Linked DNA regions of Homo sapiens: region 2 is linked to region 1. A link is a loop called in an ENCODE intact Hi-C map of the cell type or tissue named here. Cell type or tissue: heart left ventricle. All regions are shown on one strand. Each heading gives the region's core, and the rest is flanking DNA. Links, peaks and the distances in the headings are about the cores only. Region 1 has its middle 8.4 kb from the start of ARLNC1. Region 2 overlaps ARLNC1 (androgen receptor regulated long noncoding RNA 1).

The links. A loop is a pair of places that touch in the nucleus more often than their neighbours do. Peaks named below come from ENCODE experiments on the same cell type or tissue, not always from the same donor. Only the 100,000 strongest peaks of a DNase experiment are listed, where the experiment ranks them.
Region 2: it touches region 1 in a loop (7-fold over the local background); 1 of 110 quality-filtered maps calls a loop at or near these places.

The regions. Positions count from the first base shown.
Region 1 is chr16:80,896,663-80,905,331 of GRCh38, forward strand. No RefSeq gene overlaps it. Among named protein-coding and RNA genes, the nearest start is that of ARLNC1, 8.4 kb to the left of the region's middle. In heart left ventricle, for the core only: no CTCF peak of the experiment used is centred there; DNase peaks (open chromatin) are centred at 3,339 and 3,779; H3K4me3 peaks cover 768 bases; H3K27ac peaks cover 1,015 bases.
Region 2 is chr16:80,847,076-80,855,744 of GRCh38, forward strand. All of the region lies in intron 1 of ARLNC1 (androgen receptor regulated long noncoding RNA 1), which reads right to left. Among named protein-coding and RNA genes, the nearest start is that of ARLNC1, 41 kb to the right of the region's middle. In heart left ventricle, for the core only: a CTCF peak has its summit at 5,377 (motif pointing left); no DNase peak of the experiment used is centred there.

The sequences.
Region 1 (8,669 bases), core at 2,769-5,268:
TGCAAGAGCAAGTCACACAGCCAATTAGTTTTCTTTTCCAGATCTGCCTTCAAATAAGGGTTTCATAACTTCCTTGAAAAAGATCTCTCCGCACCTTGCTATCCTGCAGAGCCCATGCATATTCGCCACCTAAAGGGAAGGACCCAAGGGCATGAGAGAGGGAAGGACCCAAGAGCATGAGAGCCTCCACATCCCTGAGAGAATCACAGCCACCCAGAGTCATGTTGCGGCCTGCCACACCCCTTGTCCCCAGCTGTGGCAAGGCAAGAATCCTGTTTCCAAAGCAACTGTGCCTTCGGGCTTACTAACACTGCAGGCAGAGTCCCACGTGTACACACACATGCAAACATGTACAGGCACACACCAGCACAGGCACCATACATGCAGACACACCTAAGACACGTGCACAGACACAGACAAGATCTCCTGTCTTGTGGAAACATACAGTCTCCTAGAAATGAGAATAATGTCTTATTTCTTATTCTGGCTGGAAGAAGTTAGCTTTCCAAGGATATATTTAGTTGGTTTCATATCTGTCATTTAATATTTCTTACAGGAGCTTGGGGGAAAATGAAAATCCAGTGCTCTGGTGTGTTGCTGTGTGCCTGTGTCTCCAGGGCTCTCTATCTGTTTGTAGATGTCTGCTGATCGCGTTAGTCCAACTTATTTCCCACATGAGCGGCAAAGGGCCGAGAGGGCTGGAATTATTTCTGGCCTGAAACGCGCGGCCCCTTTCTCCCAAGGCTCCAGTGAGTGACCTCAAATGGGCAGTCCATCACCCACGCTAGTCTTCCTCTCTCTTCTCTTTCCCATTCTTCTTTCTTCCCTAACGTTCTGCTCTTGCTGGAACCCCCTTCCAGGAAGGCCAGAAACCAGAAACCACTCCTGGTGTTAGATTCTGCCATCCGAGCGTGAGCTTGGGGTGGGCATGCAGGATGTAGGCCGAAGAGAACCATGGTGGTCCCCCAAAGTTCCCACTCGAAATGGGGCAGGCCCAGAGGCAAAAGTAGGTTCTGGAGAGCTGGGCCTGCCAGCAGGGAAACTGAGGGACAGGGGAGGTGCCACCACTCCAGGACACAGCAGAGCAGGCCAGGGTTCACCCTGAGGGTGCCTGTGCAGAATCAGAACAGGGCACCCCCTTTGGATTTGACAAAGGGAGTTGTGCTGGATGTGAGCCCCACCCACCCACTCATATCTGAGGGTTATGAACCCCATGTGCAAGAGCACAGAGGCTGTAAGGACAGGCTGGCAGCCTCGCCTACCGACCAGCGCAGCTGTGAAGCGCCAGGGCACACACAACTCTCTCTCCATGTTCTTTGCTCGTACTTTCATTCCCCAGACCAAACATTCTCTCAACCCCATGAATCAAACCAGAGGCCTTACAGCGACCTCAGTTCCCTGAGTGTGAGAAACCAAGGAACAAACGGGACCGTGGCAAGGCAGCGTGGTCAGGAGCCCAGACTCCAAATCAAGGTGCCCTGAGTTCTTGCCCCTGCCTGGCCATTCTGGGGACAGTGAGCAAATTACTCAACCTCCCGTGCCTTGCCTTCCCCATCTGTACTCAAGAGAGCATAGTTCCTACCTCACAGTACAATTATGTGGACAAATGCGGTCAAACAGCAAGCACTTAGCGCCTGCCACAGCTTAGGCCCTCAATGTTACTGTTATTCACCTGAAATGACCACAAATTGAACTAAATTTTTCAAAGTTATTGGTGCTTTGTTTTCCTGTATATAAAAGAAACGGTGTTCTTTTCCCTGTCTGCCCACCCTCGCTCACTCAGCACATGTATTTTTCTTTTCTTTTCTTTTCTTTTTTTTTTTGAGACAGGGTCTCCCTCTATTGCCCTGCTGTGGTGCAGCTCTGGTCACTGAAGCCTCAACCTCCCAGGGCTCAAGCAATCCTCCGACCTCAGCCTCCTGAGTAGCTGGGACCACAGGTGCACACCATCACACCCAGCTACCTTTTTTTTTTTTTTTTTTTGAGACGGAGTCTCACTCTGTTGCCCAGGCTGGAGTGCAGTGGCGCGATCTTGGCTCACTGCAAGCTCCACCTCCTGGGTTCACGCCATTCTCCTGCCTCAGCCTCACGAGTAGCTGGGACTACAGGCACCCACCACCACGCCCAGCTAATTTTTTTGTATTTTTAGTAGAGACGGGGTTTCAACGTGTTAGCCAGGATGGTCTCGATCTCCTGACCTCATGATCCACCCGCCTCGGCCTCCCAAAGTGCTGGGTTCACAGGCGTGAGCCACCGCACCCGGCCACACCCAGCTAACTTTTTAATTTTATTTTTTGTAGAGATGAGGGTCTCGGCATGTTGTCAGGCTGGTCTCAAACTCCTGGGCTCAGGCAATCCTCCCTCCCTGGCCTCCCAAAGTGCTGGGATTACGGGTGTCAGCCACCACATCTGGCCTAGCACATATTTTTAAGGCTTTCCTCCCACAGGAAGGCCATGGTTGGTGTCCATGAAGGGGGGCGCATAGGTGAGGTGGACCTTGCGAGGGGTTTCAGTTGGAGCTTCCCCATGGTGATATACTCATCCATTAGGACATCGAACAAAGTCTTGACTCTGCAAAGTACAGACTCTTAGAAGTAAAGGAGTGAGAAGCAATTCACTGCCACCTCATTTTTTTTTTTTACTTTAAGTTCTGGGATACATGTGCTGAACGTACAGGTTTGTCACATAGGTATACATGTGCCACGGTGGTCTGCTGCACCTATCAACCTGTCATCTAGGTTTTAAGCCCCACGCGCATTAAGTATTTGTCCTAATGCTCTCCCTCCCCTTTGCCCCCACCCTCCAACAGGCCCCTGTGTGTGATGTTCCCCTGCCTGTGTCCATGACACTGCCACCTCATTTTTAAAGGCTGCCAATGAAGAGATTTTGTACCAAGAAATGGAAAAACCAGCAAGTCAATGCCTTCCCCATTTTCCTCATGTCTGGTGCAATTGCGGCATTTGCCCATATGACAGGCACTTGGTGCACCTTAAGGCCATGTTTAATGCCAACATCAACCAATTCCCCGCTGCCTGATGTTGACATTTTGTATGCCTGATGTGTATGGCCTTTCTTCCTGAAACTTTCCTGAATTTCCAAGGCTGGGCCGGGTGTTCCTCTTCTGTGCTCCTATCTTTTCCTCCTACCTCAGTGGGTTACACTGTTTACTTATTCCTACCCTGCACTAGACTCCAAGGATACTCCAGGCTGGCAGGGCCGTTGTCTCTTTTTCAGCACTGTGCCCTTAGCACACAGTAGATTTCAATATTCTTAGAATGAATGAATGACAGTGAGAAAGAGGATGAGTCAGAGGTTTTGGAGAATTTTAGATGGCTGCACGCACTGAGTGGTGTGTCTAAGGGGGGAATCTTGGCCCTGCTCCCAGCCAGTTCTGGGCAACAAGACAAGTGGTCACTTCCACTCACAGACAAGCAAAAGTGGGCTCTGGAATTTCTGAAATGGGGTGCCCATGTTAATGGATCAAACTAATCAATGTGCAAAAGAAAAATGAACTTACAGACATTTCCAGAGTCTGTATCTACAAAGCTAAGGATGCAATGTAGTAATACAAATCCCAGCTGTTAGTGTATGGTTTGGACCAAGAAACTCTGCACACACAACTTGGCCAGAGCAGGGAGAGAAGCAGAGCAGGGAGACCAGACTGGACCCACTGCAGGCGGGCGGGAGGCCCATGTGGATTTAAGCCCGGTGCCAACATTCGTGGCTATGACTGGCTGCCGTCCAGCTCTGGGCCTCCATCTGATAGGATGGAGTTCTCAGCGGTGATGTGGCTGGAGGCTGGCTGCAGGCACGGCTGCCTCAAAGGCTCCTGGGAAGCACTAGTCTCCCAGCGGCAGTGGGAGGGGTTGGAGAGGCCAGTAAATAGGAGGAAGTTTAGACAGCATCATTCCCTTGGGCACTGGCCGCTTCTAGGTAACAAGTAAAAACTCCTAGCAGAACAGAAACTTGGCTGGGAGAGAACAAAATGTTTTTGAAGCTGCTGAGTGGACCTTTTATCTTTGAGTGCAGCCATTGCCTTCCTGTAGTCTCCGAGTGGCCACGGGCAATTTCTGTGCTGTCTTCGGAGCAACATTGTCGAGGCCGGCCACTGGACGGAACTGGAAGGAGTGTCATTCCGGGACTTCTGACAGGACAGCCTGTTTGGGACAATGTGTCAATCAACAACTGCTTGCTGAGAGCCTCGTTGCCATGTAGGCAACTGTCTAGAAAGAGGCTTCATAACAGAGTCCAGGTTCCTCCTCAGATTAGGGACTCATTTCCTCTCCCCTCTACAAGCCCAGTGTTGTCTACCTTGAAAAGACTCACAAATGGAACCGCCCTGACCCACATCTGCACCCCAGACCTAGTTGCAAAGGTCTGCAGGGATGTCTCGGACTGGACCTGGTCACATTTCTCCCATCTTGCTCCTCTGAGGAAAGAGTGCCTTTGCCCCTGTTTTAGTCAAGTTTCTTACCTACAAGTGAAAAAAAAAAAAAAAAAACCCTAATGTGAACCACCTAGGGGGGGTAAGAGGACTTTACTGTCTCATGGTGGCGGAACATAAGAAAAAGCAACCTTTTAGGGGGTATACTGTGTTGAACAGTATCCCCTGTGAGATTCTTGTCTGCCTGGAATTGGTGAATGTGACCTTATTTGGAAATAAGATCTTTGCAAATGTAACTACATTAAGATGAGGTCATACTGGATTCTGGTGGGCCCTAATCCAATGACTGGTATCCTTGGAAGGAAAGGGGTATTGGGACAAAGACACACAGGGAAGAAGGACATGTGATGGCAGAGGGAGGGATTGGAGTGACGCCTCTACAAGTCGAGGAGTGACAAGGACTGCCAGCCACCACCAGACACTGGGAGAGGCATGGAACAGGTTCCTTCCCAGAGACTTTGGAGAGAACACAGACCTGCTGATACCTTGATTTCCGACTTCTGGCCACCAGAACTGTGAAAGAACACATGCCTGCCATCTCAAGCCACCCAGTTTGGGGTTATTTGTTATGGCAGCCCCAGGACACTGATATAGTGGATGCCGTGATGGTCCCCATTTTAAAGATGAGAAAACTAAGGCACTGAAGTGATTAGTTATTTGCCCAAGGTCAGGCAACTAATAAGTGGTAGAGCTAGGATTGTTTAAAACAGCTTTATTGAGATATAATCCACATACCATACAATTCACTCATTTGAAATGCACAATTCGGCAGGGCATGGTGGCTCACGCCTGTAATCCCAGCACTTTGGGAGGCACAGGTGGGAGGATCATTTGAGGTTGGGAGTTCAAGACCAGTCTGGCCAACATGGTGAAACCACATCTCTACTAAAAATACAAAAATTAGCCATGTGTGGTGGTGGGCACCTGTAATCCCAGCTGCTCGGAAGGCTGAGGCAGGACAATCACTTGAACCTGGGAGGCGGAGGTTGCAGTAATCCCTGATTGCACCACTGCACTCCAGCCCGGGCAACAGAGCAAGATTCCATCTCAAAAAATAATAATAATAATTTTAAAAAGAACGTCCCCTAAAATACCAAGTTAACAGATGCATACGTACATTGAGAATGTAACTTGGAATGCAAGCCTAATAGATGTTTACTTTAATGTCTACAGAATGTCAACTGCATTTGAGTCATTTGCAACTCAGTGTTTTTGTACGAATTACATGTCACGTGGGATGTGGGTACTTTTAATTATGATCAATGTAAGAAGGGGCTTCACAAAGTAAGAGTGCCTAGGGCCTATGACCGGCCCTGACAGCTCAGGGCCTTTGTGCCAAGACAGAATTCTAACCAGAATCCTTTGTACAGGTTTTGCGTGCGGTGGAGTCCAAAGTCTTTACCGAACTGTGCCTTTGAGGGCTGCCTCCAGACTCCAGTGATAGCATTCACAGAGTCCAGTAGGCAGAAAGCCCAATTCCCCTTCACCTTGGAGGCCTTTCACGTCTATTGCCTGAGAAAATGTATCCTATTGGAGCACCCCAGGATGGAGCTGACTTACTGACCAGCAGCCAGCAGCCTGCAAGGGCAGAGGAGAGCAGGCAGTAGCTGGGGGCAAACACCTCTGTTGGAGGCAGCCGGTGGCACTTGGAAGTCACAGCTCCCACCCAGCCTCCTGGAGGGAGACAGTTGGGAAAGCTGCGATACTGCATTAGCCTGTCAGTCACGGGGAAGCAATTCTTCAGGTCATCAGTCAAAAGCCTCCTTGGAAATGAGAAACGAGCCTGAACACCAGGCCATTTAAAAAGATATTTATTGTGAAATGTGGAGGCAGCAGCGCCTTCCCTGAGACGCGACAGGCACTCAGCATGAATTACACCAGGTAAGTCTAGAGAAGCAGGTGGCAGGTACCTGGATATAAGTGAGGTACAACCTTGAAACATCGCTGCAAACAATGACCCCAGGAGGAAAGCAGGGGTTGCAAGCAGGGGGGTGCCCAGGGCTGTGGGAGGGGGCAAACAGGACTCCACAGCCCGGCACAGATGACAGTCCTCGGGCCCTACAGAGAGCGTCTTCAGCCTACAGAGAGGGTCTTAGGCGTGAAGAAGAATGAGCCTAAATCCATTACCATGCAAACTGAAAATAACAGCAGAAATGACTTGTTGCCTGGAATTTGCTTCAAAATTCTACACAAAAAAAAAAATTGCTGAGGGCTACATTGACAAAACGGGATTGGTAAGATATTGATAACTGCTGAAGCTGGGTGATGAATATTTAGGGATTCATGACATTATTCTTCTACTTTTGTGTATATTTGAAATTTTCAATACTGAAAATTTTCTTTGAAGAAAATAGGTCTTTTTCCCATGCTCATGGGTCTTATCTCTCTGTAAATATATATTTTGGAGATGAGCCAGCCACATTTTCTAGGCCTGATAACCTGCAAACTGCAAAATTATATTTTGAATTATACATACACACACACACACACACACACACACACACACACACACACAAACAAACACACACACACATATATGCATGTATAAGGTAAGTGTGGACATACAACTCCAGGTGTCAGACCCACTGCTGGTCTGACTCTAGGCCTGGAATCTTACCCACTCCACTAACGCACACTCACTGATGCCACAAAAATCTCCAATGTACAATTACAAGGCCAACAGAAATGGCTCCCATCTGTCAATAAGTCAAGGTCAAAGGAATCCCAGCCTGGCCTGGCTGGCTCTAGCCTCCCTTCCCATGTCTCACACCAACACCATCACTCCCTTCTTAAGTCCCTCTGGCAAGTCTAGACGCACCTGAGGCCTCCCAAAGACAGCCATGCCATGGCAGCTTCTGCGTGAAGAGCCTGTTCGGTGACGGCCCACTCTCATATAGCTGCTGCACTTGGCTACGCAGTAGGATCCATGAACTGAGTTTGGGGACCAAAAACGTGAAAGCGGGACAGAGTTTCCAAGTAGCCAATCCACTGTTATCTATTAACTGAAATTGACTATGTTTAATTTTTCTGTTTATAAAGATCATTGGGTTCCACTAGAAGCAAATCTTAAGAATTTGAGTGCCAATAGTTTTTTGTTTTTTTTGTTGTTGTTGTTTGTTTGTTTTTTGTTTTTTGTTTTTGAGATGGAGTCTCGCTCTGTTGCCTACGCTGGAGTGCAGTGGCGCGATCTGAGCTCACTGCAACCTCCACCTCCTGGGTTCAAGCAATTCTCCTGCCTCAGCCTCTTGAGTAGCTGGGACTATAGGCGCCTGCCACCACACCTGGCTTATTTTCGTATTTTCAGTAGAGACGGGGTTTCACCATATTGGCCAGGCTGGTCTTGAACTCCTGACCTTGTGATCCGCCTGCCTCGGCCTCCCAAAGTGCTGGGATTACAGGCGTGAGCCACTGCGCCCAGCCGAGTGCTAGTAGTTTTAAGGAAGCATCAGAAGGACAGTGGAAAAATTAATCAGGGAATGGAAGGTGGCCAATAAAGGGTTCTGTTACTGAGTAGGCCACTGCCATGTACAACTGGGGCTGAGTTCTACCGGGAAAGTCTTTGAGACAACATAGAACATATGTCGGAGTCTTTCCCCTAAGAGGCAAGGATGCAGCGGTAGTATCCTCCAACTGCCACTTGCCATTGGCTGAATGATGCTCCTGGCATTAGGAACTCTTCAGCATTTCTAGCTTGTCCCCTGTGCATGGGGCAGAGCAGGCCCTTTGGTGGAGAGGCACAGATACTGCAGAGATGCAATCTCTGCCTCCACATTTCAATCTTTGCAGAGTCCTCTGCAGATGCAATATCTGCAGAGGACTCTGTTGGCACGTAATAGAATAGAGACCAGAGGATCTGGGAAGGGCATCAATGCATTTGCTTCCCTGTAGAACTTTGAACCCACCTTCACCTAACCATGCTCCAGGAGAACCAGCATTCTCTATCCCTTGTGTAAATCATTCTGTTGATGCCCACTGGACCCTTCAATCTAATACAGTACTTCCTGAAATGCATGCACACGTCTACCTCCATCTCAGCTTGCCAAGAGCAAGTTGCCTTGGTTCTTCACTTTAATTGCAATAAAGCAACTATTGGTTCCATGCTGATATAGTTTGGATATTGTCCCCTCCAAATATTATGTTAAAATGTGATCCCCAATGTTAGAGGTGGAGCTTAGTAGGAGGTGTTTTGGTCACGGGGTGAAACCCTTGGGAATGAGTGAGTTCT
Region 2 (8,669 bases), core at 3,909-6,408, 48 kb before region 1:
TATTCACAAATAGGTAGAAATTAAACAACCTACTCCTCACATGATGATATCAATAGATGCAGAAAAAGCATTTGACAAAATCCAACACCAATTTGTGATAAAAACTCTCAATAAACTAGGAATAGAGAGCAACTTCCTCAAGTTGATAAAGAATAAACAACATGCTCCTTAACAACCAATGAGTCAAAGAAGAAATCAAAAGAGAAATTTAAAAATATCTTGAGACAAACAAAAATGGAAATACAATATAGCAAACTTTATGAGACGCAGCAAAAGCGTTCTAGGAGGGAAGCTTATAGCAATAAATGCCCACATGGGGGGAAAAATAAGATCTTAAATAATTCACCTAACTTTACACCTCAAGGTAAACAAAGAACAAACTAAGCCCATAGTTATTAAAAAGAAGGAAATAATAAAGATCAGAGCAAAAATAATCAGATAGAGTAGAAAAACAAGAGATCAAGAAAACTAAGTTTCTTTTTTGAAAAGATAAACAAAATTGACAAAGCTTTATCTAGACTAAAAGAAGAGTCAAAATCAAAACTGAAAGAGGAAATATTATAACCAATAACACAGAAATTCAAAGGATCATAATAGGCTACTATAAGCATTTATACACCAACACATCATATAACCTAGAAGAAATGAATAAATTCCTAGAAACATACAACCTATTAAGACTGAAATAGAATTTAGAAAAGAGCAATTAAAATTACATGCCCTGTTCTCATGGATAACTGGGAGCTGAACAGTGAGAACACATGGACACAGGGAGGGGAAAAACACACCCTGAGGCTTGTCAAGAGGTAAGGTCAGGGGAGGGAGAACATTAGGAAAAATAGCTAATGCGTGCTGGGCTTAATACCTTGGTGATGGGTTGACAGGTACAGCAAACCACCATGGCACACATTTACCTATGTAACAAACCTGCACATCCTGCATATGTACTCTGGAACTTAAAGTTTAAAAATTACATGCTCTGATTAATGAAATAACAAAAAATTATAGAAAATATATAAATAACCAAAAGTAGGATAAGTAAAAATTCCAAAAACTGGAAAACCTTTTACAAGTTTGATTAAACAAAAAAAGAACAGGGAAATTATATATGCAAGATTCAGAATGCTTAAAAATATTATAAGAAAATACTACCATAAATATTTTTTAAACTTTTAGTAAATGAATGATTTTCTAGAAATGTGTTTATTACCAAAACCACCCCCCAAAATGGAAAACTTGAATAAACCATTATGATGGAAAAATAAGATGATTAAATGTCTACTCTTGTACAAGGCTTTAGGACAACATAGGTTCATGTTTTCAAAATATATAAAACCAATATAATTTTAACTATTTCAGCCAGTAGAAAAAGATAGAAAACTCTTTGATTCATTTTAGGAGTCCAACGTCACATTTAACACCAAAACCCAACAAAGATTTTAAAAATTAAACATAGAACAAGATTTATCTAGAAAAACAAACCTCTTTGTTTTTGCACTCATATTCCATTAGTGTGTGTAATGTTTCATTAAATTATATGAATATAATAAACATTCAATCAGTCTAAAAAGGATTAGGAACAAACATAACTGACTCCTGATGAGTGTATTACACAATTATTGCCAAAATAGCACTGCACAACAAATCACCCCAAAACTCAAAGTTTCTACAACCACAAACATTTATTCTCATGTTCTTGGGTCTGCAGGTCCACTGCAGTTTGGCTTGTCTAGGCTGGGCCCAGAGAGTGGCTTTGCTTTAAGCTGTAGGTCAGCTGGGCTGGATTTCCTGCTGTGAGTTTCATTCATATCTTTACTACTTGTCTTCTTCTTGGACCAGTGGCTTCTTAGGGCTTTTTCTTTCCACGGGAGTAACAAAGTGCAAAAGCCAAGCTAAGTCACACAAGCAGATTTAAGGCCTCTCTTCACCTCAAGTCTGCTAGCCTTCCTTTGGCCAAAGCAAGTCACATGGCCAAGCCAAACTCAATGATGCAGGAAGGTGTATTCCAACCACAGGGGGAGCAAGTATATTGAATGATGGTCCCAACCACCACAATAAGTCTACAATTCAACTAATCAAAGCTGTAAACATCAAACTCTACTGTTGAAAGCCCTAGTATGTAAGTTAAAGAAAAAAAAAAAACTAGCTTATTAGCCCCAAATGTTTATCATGCTGAGGACACACAGAATGAACAAAGATTGTGAAGACTGTGAATTGCTTAAGTGAATGGCGCTATAAGGGCTGCTGAAACACTGCATATTGGGTTGGAGTGTTTCTTCCTCATATATCACTAATTTTCAAAATGGTTATAGATTCTTATATCTTAAAATGGAATATGGGTATTCATTAAGTATAATTGTGTAAGCAATGGCCACTTCATACTGTAAATGACCACGTCTGCCTCCCTTTAAACTGTAAGCTCCTTGAAGATAGAGACCATATCCTTTCAACTCTATGTCCTCAGCACCTAGCATTGTGCCTGGTACATAACAGGCACTTCATCAGTTCTTGAGTGAGTGAACAATGAGCCTCCTCGGCCTATCCCAGGGCTGTGATTGGCATTAAGGCTCCTGACTCCACTTGGATGGCCCTGCGTTTGGAAACTGCCTCCCCAATCCAGATTTGAGTTATTGGGAGTTTCCAGTTCTATACAGAATGGCTCTCTCTCCAGGGCCTTAAATCCTGACTCTTAAGACATCTCCTCTTAGACTTAAATCTGTTAAAGCCCCAGACCCGTTCTTTCTTTTAGCAAGACAGAGTGAGGCTCACTGACTTTTCTTCTGGCCTCATTTCCTCTTCTGATGAATCTGCCTTTCCCTTATCTCTGTCAATTCAATTCAACAGTCACTGAGCACCTAATACATGCCTGACTCTTCCCTGGGAAACATGAAGATGGCACAACCAACATCTGTTTCCAAAGAAGTTACATCCTTTTATGAGAAATCATTCCTTCAACTTCTAAATAAAATGTCTCCGTTTACATTTGCAACCGTGATTTTCCAGCTATACTTGTTTATTAGGCGGCAAAGATTTCCCAAAACTAACTTCTTAGTGGTTGTGTAACTAACATTCCTTTCTTCTAAAACAGTCCTAATAGAAATATAATACATACCACAAATGTGATTTTTAAATTTCAGTAGCCAAGATAAAAAAAGAAGTAAAAAGAAACAGGAGAAATTAAACTTAATAATATAGTTTACTCAACCCAGTGTATCTGAAATGTTATCTTTTAGTATATAATCAATATGAAATAATTTTTTCCAGCCTCTATATTCAAGATCATCGATATGAAATTTTTTCATATACATTTTTTTCATACTAAGCCTTTGAAGTCTGATGTGTATTTTATGTTTCTAGCATATCTCAATTTGGACTACCTACATTTCAAGTGCTCAGAAACCACATGTGGCTACCATATTAGGCAGCACAGTTATAAAAAATCGGTGTATTCCTACAGAGTTGTGTTGAACAGTTGCTCCCAGTCAAACTTACTGCCATGGTTATTGTTTCAAATGTACGTGTCTTCATGTTAACTCTGCCACAGAGGTTTGGGTAAAGTTTTCCCATTTATTAATAATAATTTCCTGAGAGCCTTATATGGTAGATGTTTTAAATAAGTTATTTCATCTAAACCTAACTTAAAAGTAGATATAATTATTCTCATTTACAGATGGTAAAATGGAGACATACAGAGGCAAAAACTTGCCTCATGTCAGGCAGCTAGAAAATATCTAGCTTAAAAGCTTGTATTCTTTCCTCCACAGCAGGGTTCAGCAATTGTTTTCTGTAAAGGGCCAGCTAGCCCCTAGTCTAGCCTTTATGGGCCACTCATTCATTGTGACAACCTCTCAACTCTGCTGTTGTGGTGAGAAAGCAGCCATAGGCAATATGTGAATAGATGGGTGTAGTTGTGTTCCAATAAAACTTTATCTACAAAAGCTGGCAGCAGGCTGGATTCAGGCCTTGGGCTATTGTTTGTCAACCCTGATCTACAGCATATCTTTATTTAACTCTAGCATTTCTCAAGACACTTTGAAAGTGATTATTCTGGACAACCCAACAGTCATCATTGTATGCATAAATCTCAGAATGAGATGACAAAGGCTTAAATTTTGAGACAGCTCAGATAAATAAAAAAACTCACTGAAGTCCATTCTTTTAAATAGTATCTTACCTAATCCTTGAGGGATGTGGTGTCTTCCTATCCTCAGACCTCACCAGCAGGTGTTAGATTCTCATACCTTCACCCTGTGGTCTAAACTGAGTGTTCAGTTTGTACCTATTCTATCATACATGTTCAGCGCATCCTCAATCTGAGTGTTCTGGCCTCTCAGTTATCCAAAGGTACAACTACCCAGAAGAAGTGAAGGTCCTCCTCTGAGAGTCAAACTGTAAATCAAGATACAGGAACTGGAGCAACGATCTATGAATTCATCTTAAAGACCCAAAATGACTCACAGGCCCTAACATTAAAATATGCCCGACTTGTTGGCAGGATGGATGGATGATTGAAAGATGATAAATCAATTATGACAGATTGTTGGTAGATAGATGGTTGATAGATGATTGATAATCAATAGATGATAGATCAATTGATGATAGATATATCGTTGGTAGATAGTGCATAGATGATAGACACAAAGATTAGATTAGATTAGATAGATGAAAGAGAGAGAATACTTAACACTAAACACGAGTGCTCAGCAACAGAGAGAAGAGAGTCACGGGGCAGTATTGGAGCTTTCCATCTCAGTGTCATCTAAGGAGCAGGCTGCCCTTTCAACTATCACAAAAATCTCTGCTTTGAGGCTAGACACAGCAGACCTAAGCAGTAAACTTCCAGTCATACAACCAGCTTCACTTTATTCTCATTCCCAGTCATCTTCTGATTATGCTTTGGTTTCCCATGAAGTTTTTTTGAACAAAAGAATGTCCTAATCAAGCCTTGGCAGCTGCCTTATCTCCCCAACATGTTTCTTATTATAAACCAATAAACGAGTATCTGTTCGACGCTTTGGTCTCCGACAGCCTTGTTCATATGGCCTGTGATCCTAGGTCAAGCTATCTCCGGTACAAACTCTCACTTCTTAGTCTGCAAAGATGAAGGAGAGATCCAATGGGGACTTGAAGAAATTTACCAACGTCAATGAAGAACACTTCAGTGGCCTAGCTGTTTATTTCTAGCAGGAGAGTTTTTTGGTTTCTGTACACTTTCCTTGATCCGAGAACAACTTTAGAAGCAAGAGAAAAACAAAACAAAAACCCTGTTTCTTTTCCAAGTCCCCATTTTTCTCTGCCTCTGTTCTTGGAAGACTCTAGCAAAACACTTTTCTAGAGTAGTCCTAAAAATGGGTCCACCTGCCCCCTGGTGGCAGACATAAATGGATCCCCATAGACTTACAAACCCTCCTTCCTGAACTTTCCCTGCCAGGGGAATTGTTTTCTACCCTCCTCAGCACTGGGGGGCTCATTTACTTGAATAAGATGAGCACTGGTTCCCCCAAAGATGGCCTTGGGCTTCCTGACCTGACTTAGAGGGCCTGGCTTATCTGAGATCTGCACTGAGAGCAACCATGGGCCTTACGAAGAACCAGGAAAGTGAGAGGCTGGAATGCCTTGCGAAAAGAATGAAAGGATTTGGAGTCCACTGAGAAAAGCTTCTGGAAGACACTTCTCAAATTTACCAGAAAAAAAAACATGGTCTCAGGGCAAGAATTTGGAGAAGAATGATAATCAGCATAGACCGCGTTACAATGGTGTAATGACTCAATGGGACCTTTACCAGTCCTACAATATGCGTTATCTTTATACTTCCTTATCTGTGCTGATTACCTCCCATTCATCCCTGTGGGTCCAGCTTCTGTGCCTTTCCCTGTCCCATGAGGCTGACCAGTATGGATTACATCAGTGGGCTCTCTTGCCCTCTTGCTTCTTGTTGGGTACAGCCAATGAAAGTGACCAGCAGAAATCAGAGGGTAGGAGGAGAATGAATCCGGGCAGTTGTCATTTGGGCTGTCCCCCTGTGGAAGGCAGCCCTGTATATACAGCCACCCTCTCTGTGTTCCTACAATGGCTTCCTCACCTCACCCATTCAGGCCTGGGATGGTAATGCTCCACGTTGCCACCATCCCCACTTTGGTTCCCTTAAACTCTTCCCATACCTCTATAGGTAGTCACTTTATTGATCTCTCCTCAAATTATCCAGATCACATGTGCCATCTCTTTCCCACCAGGACCCTGACCATATGCCTCTCTGCCGGAATGTCCCTCTCTGGTCACCCGTCCCTCATTAACTCTGATACTTAAAGGAGGAGCATAAATATTACCTCCTCTGTATGCAAGTATGGTAAGGAAGAGTGTTTACTGCTTCCTACAGATGGGGGACTATGCCCAGTCTCTGCCCTGAGACCAGGGACAAGTTCTATTCTCTGAAAATGGGGGTAAGGGCACTCACCGGCAGGCTGTCTAGAGGAACATGCGTTCTGTAAATATTGTTCCCATCCCCATGACATTGGCAACGATCACGCATTTCTTTGCTCCCACAGCATTTTTAACAGCTTAATTGAGGTGTCATTCATATACCATGCAGTTCACTCATTTAAAGTGCATAACTTAATGGCTTTTAGAATATTCAGAGTTGAGCATCTATCACCACAATCAATTTAAGAACATTTCATTACTCCAAAAAGAAATCCTACTTCCCTTAGCTGTCACCCTCCCATTCTTTCTCCCTCACTTTACTGTCAGCCCTAAGCAGCCACCAATCTACTTTTTGTTTCTATAGATTTATCTATTACGGACATCTCATATAAATGGAATCATGCAGCATATAATCTTTGAAACTGGCTTCTTTCACTTAACCATGTGTTCAAGGTTCATTCATGTCATACCATGTATTAGTACTTTGCTCCTCTTTATTGCCAAGTATCTTCCATTGCATGGATATACCACATTTTGTTCTACTCATCAGCTGATGGACAATTGGGTTGTTTCAACTTTTTGGCTATCATGAAATTGCTGCTCTGAACATTCGTGTATCCCACAGCACTTTGTAGAGACCTAAAGGAGAGCTCCTCCTACACTGTGTTATATCACTTGCTGACATGTCCGCTCTTTGTCCTGTTCCCCACTCACTCAACAGACAGTAAGGTTGCTTTGGGCAGTGTGCATGCAGGGACCCCTTCTGGTATGCACAAGACCTAGTACAGTGCCTGCCACATAACAGACATTCCATATTGTCTATGAAATAGTGAATCCAGTCATTCCACCATCTTTGACAGCATCAAAAATATCCATGGCCAGGCCAAGTGTGGTGGCTCACGCCTATAATCCAGCACTTTAGGAGACCAAGACGGGTGGATTACTTGAGGCCAGGAGTTCTAGACCAGCCTGTCCAACATGGTGAAATGGCATCTTTACTAAAAACACACCAATTAGCCAGGTGTGGTGGTGCACACCTATAATCCCAGCTACTTGGGAGGCTGAGGCAGGAGAATCACTTGAACCCAAGAGGTGGAAGGTGCAGTGTGCCAAGATCACGCCACTACACTCCAGCCTGGGTGACAGAGTGAAATCTTGTCTGAAAAAAATGAAATAAATTAAAATCCATGGCCATATCTGTATTTGACATTTGAAGAGGCAATGGGAAAAAATTCTCTAGCTTGACATTTCCTTCAGCCGTCTATAAGTCACAACCTCAGTAATCTCACAATCATATTTTAAAAGCCATTGGCCTCACAGTTTCTCATTACCCAAAATGCAACTCTACTTACAAAGGCCTTTAATCTTTCCTAGTGTGTTTGGAAGTTTGGGATATTTTGTTAAACATTTGCTATGCAACATTAGCAGCAAGACACTATAGACAAAGCCACTATGAACTTCAGATATAGAAGGGGGTATCTGTCAGCCTCTGTATCCCTTAGAATTAGAAACAATACTAATTACTCTCCAACACTCGATCTTGATATATCATTGTATATTCAAGAAGTGGAAAATAAAAATTAATGTAGAGTCTAATGGGCCACATGGATCAAGACCAAAAAAAAGTACAAAAAGACCAAAAAGTATATCCTCCTAAGATGGGAAGATATTGTGTCTGATTAAATATTACATATGGAAAATGGACTTTGTATGAGGTTCTGTATATGATGATGCACATATGGGATTATTTAGAATGTAAAATTGCTGTGATTGAAACAGAATTCCTGAATCCAAATTAGACAAATGTCAGTTAAAAAAAAAAAAAAAAAAAAAAAAGATGTCTCGGAAAAAGATTTAAGCCTGTGGATCAGATAAAGAATGTAATTGTAAATGAAAAAGAGAGATGGATAGAAACTGGGGTGGCATTTGGGAAGAGTTGTCGCAGCTGGCAAATAATAAACTCATTTTTGGAAGGATAAGGAAGATATATTGAATCTGTACACTTGAGAGCACCTCAATGTGCTATCATCCTGCCATCTTTTTCTGTCTTTATGCTTATGAATCTGCAAGTATGAACCATCCATGTTGACTCGCCTCTCTTGCTTAGAATCTTAGAAGATTTTCTTGTAAAATAATTTTACAATAAAGGATCACTTAGCCAGAATGTCTATGATCTGATCTCTTTCAGAATAATATATTTCCAGTTTTATACACGTTAACCTCAAACAAGCAGAATGGTTAAAAAAAAA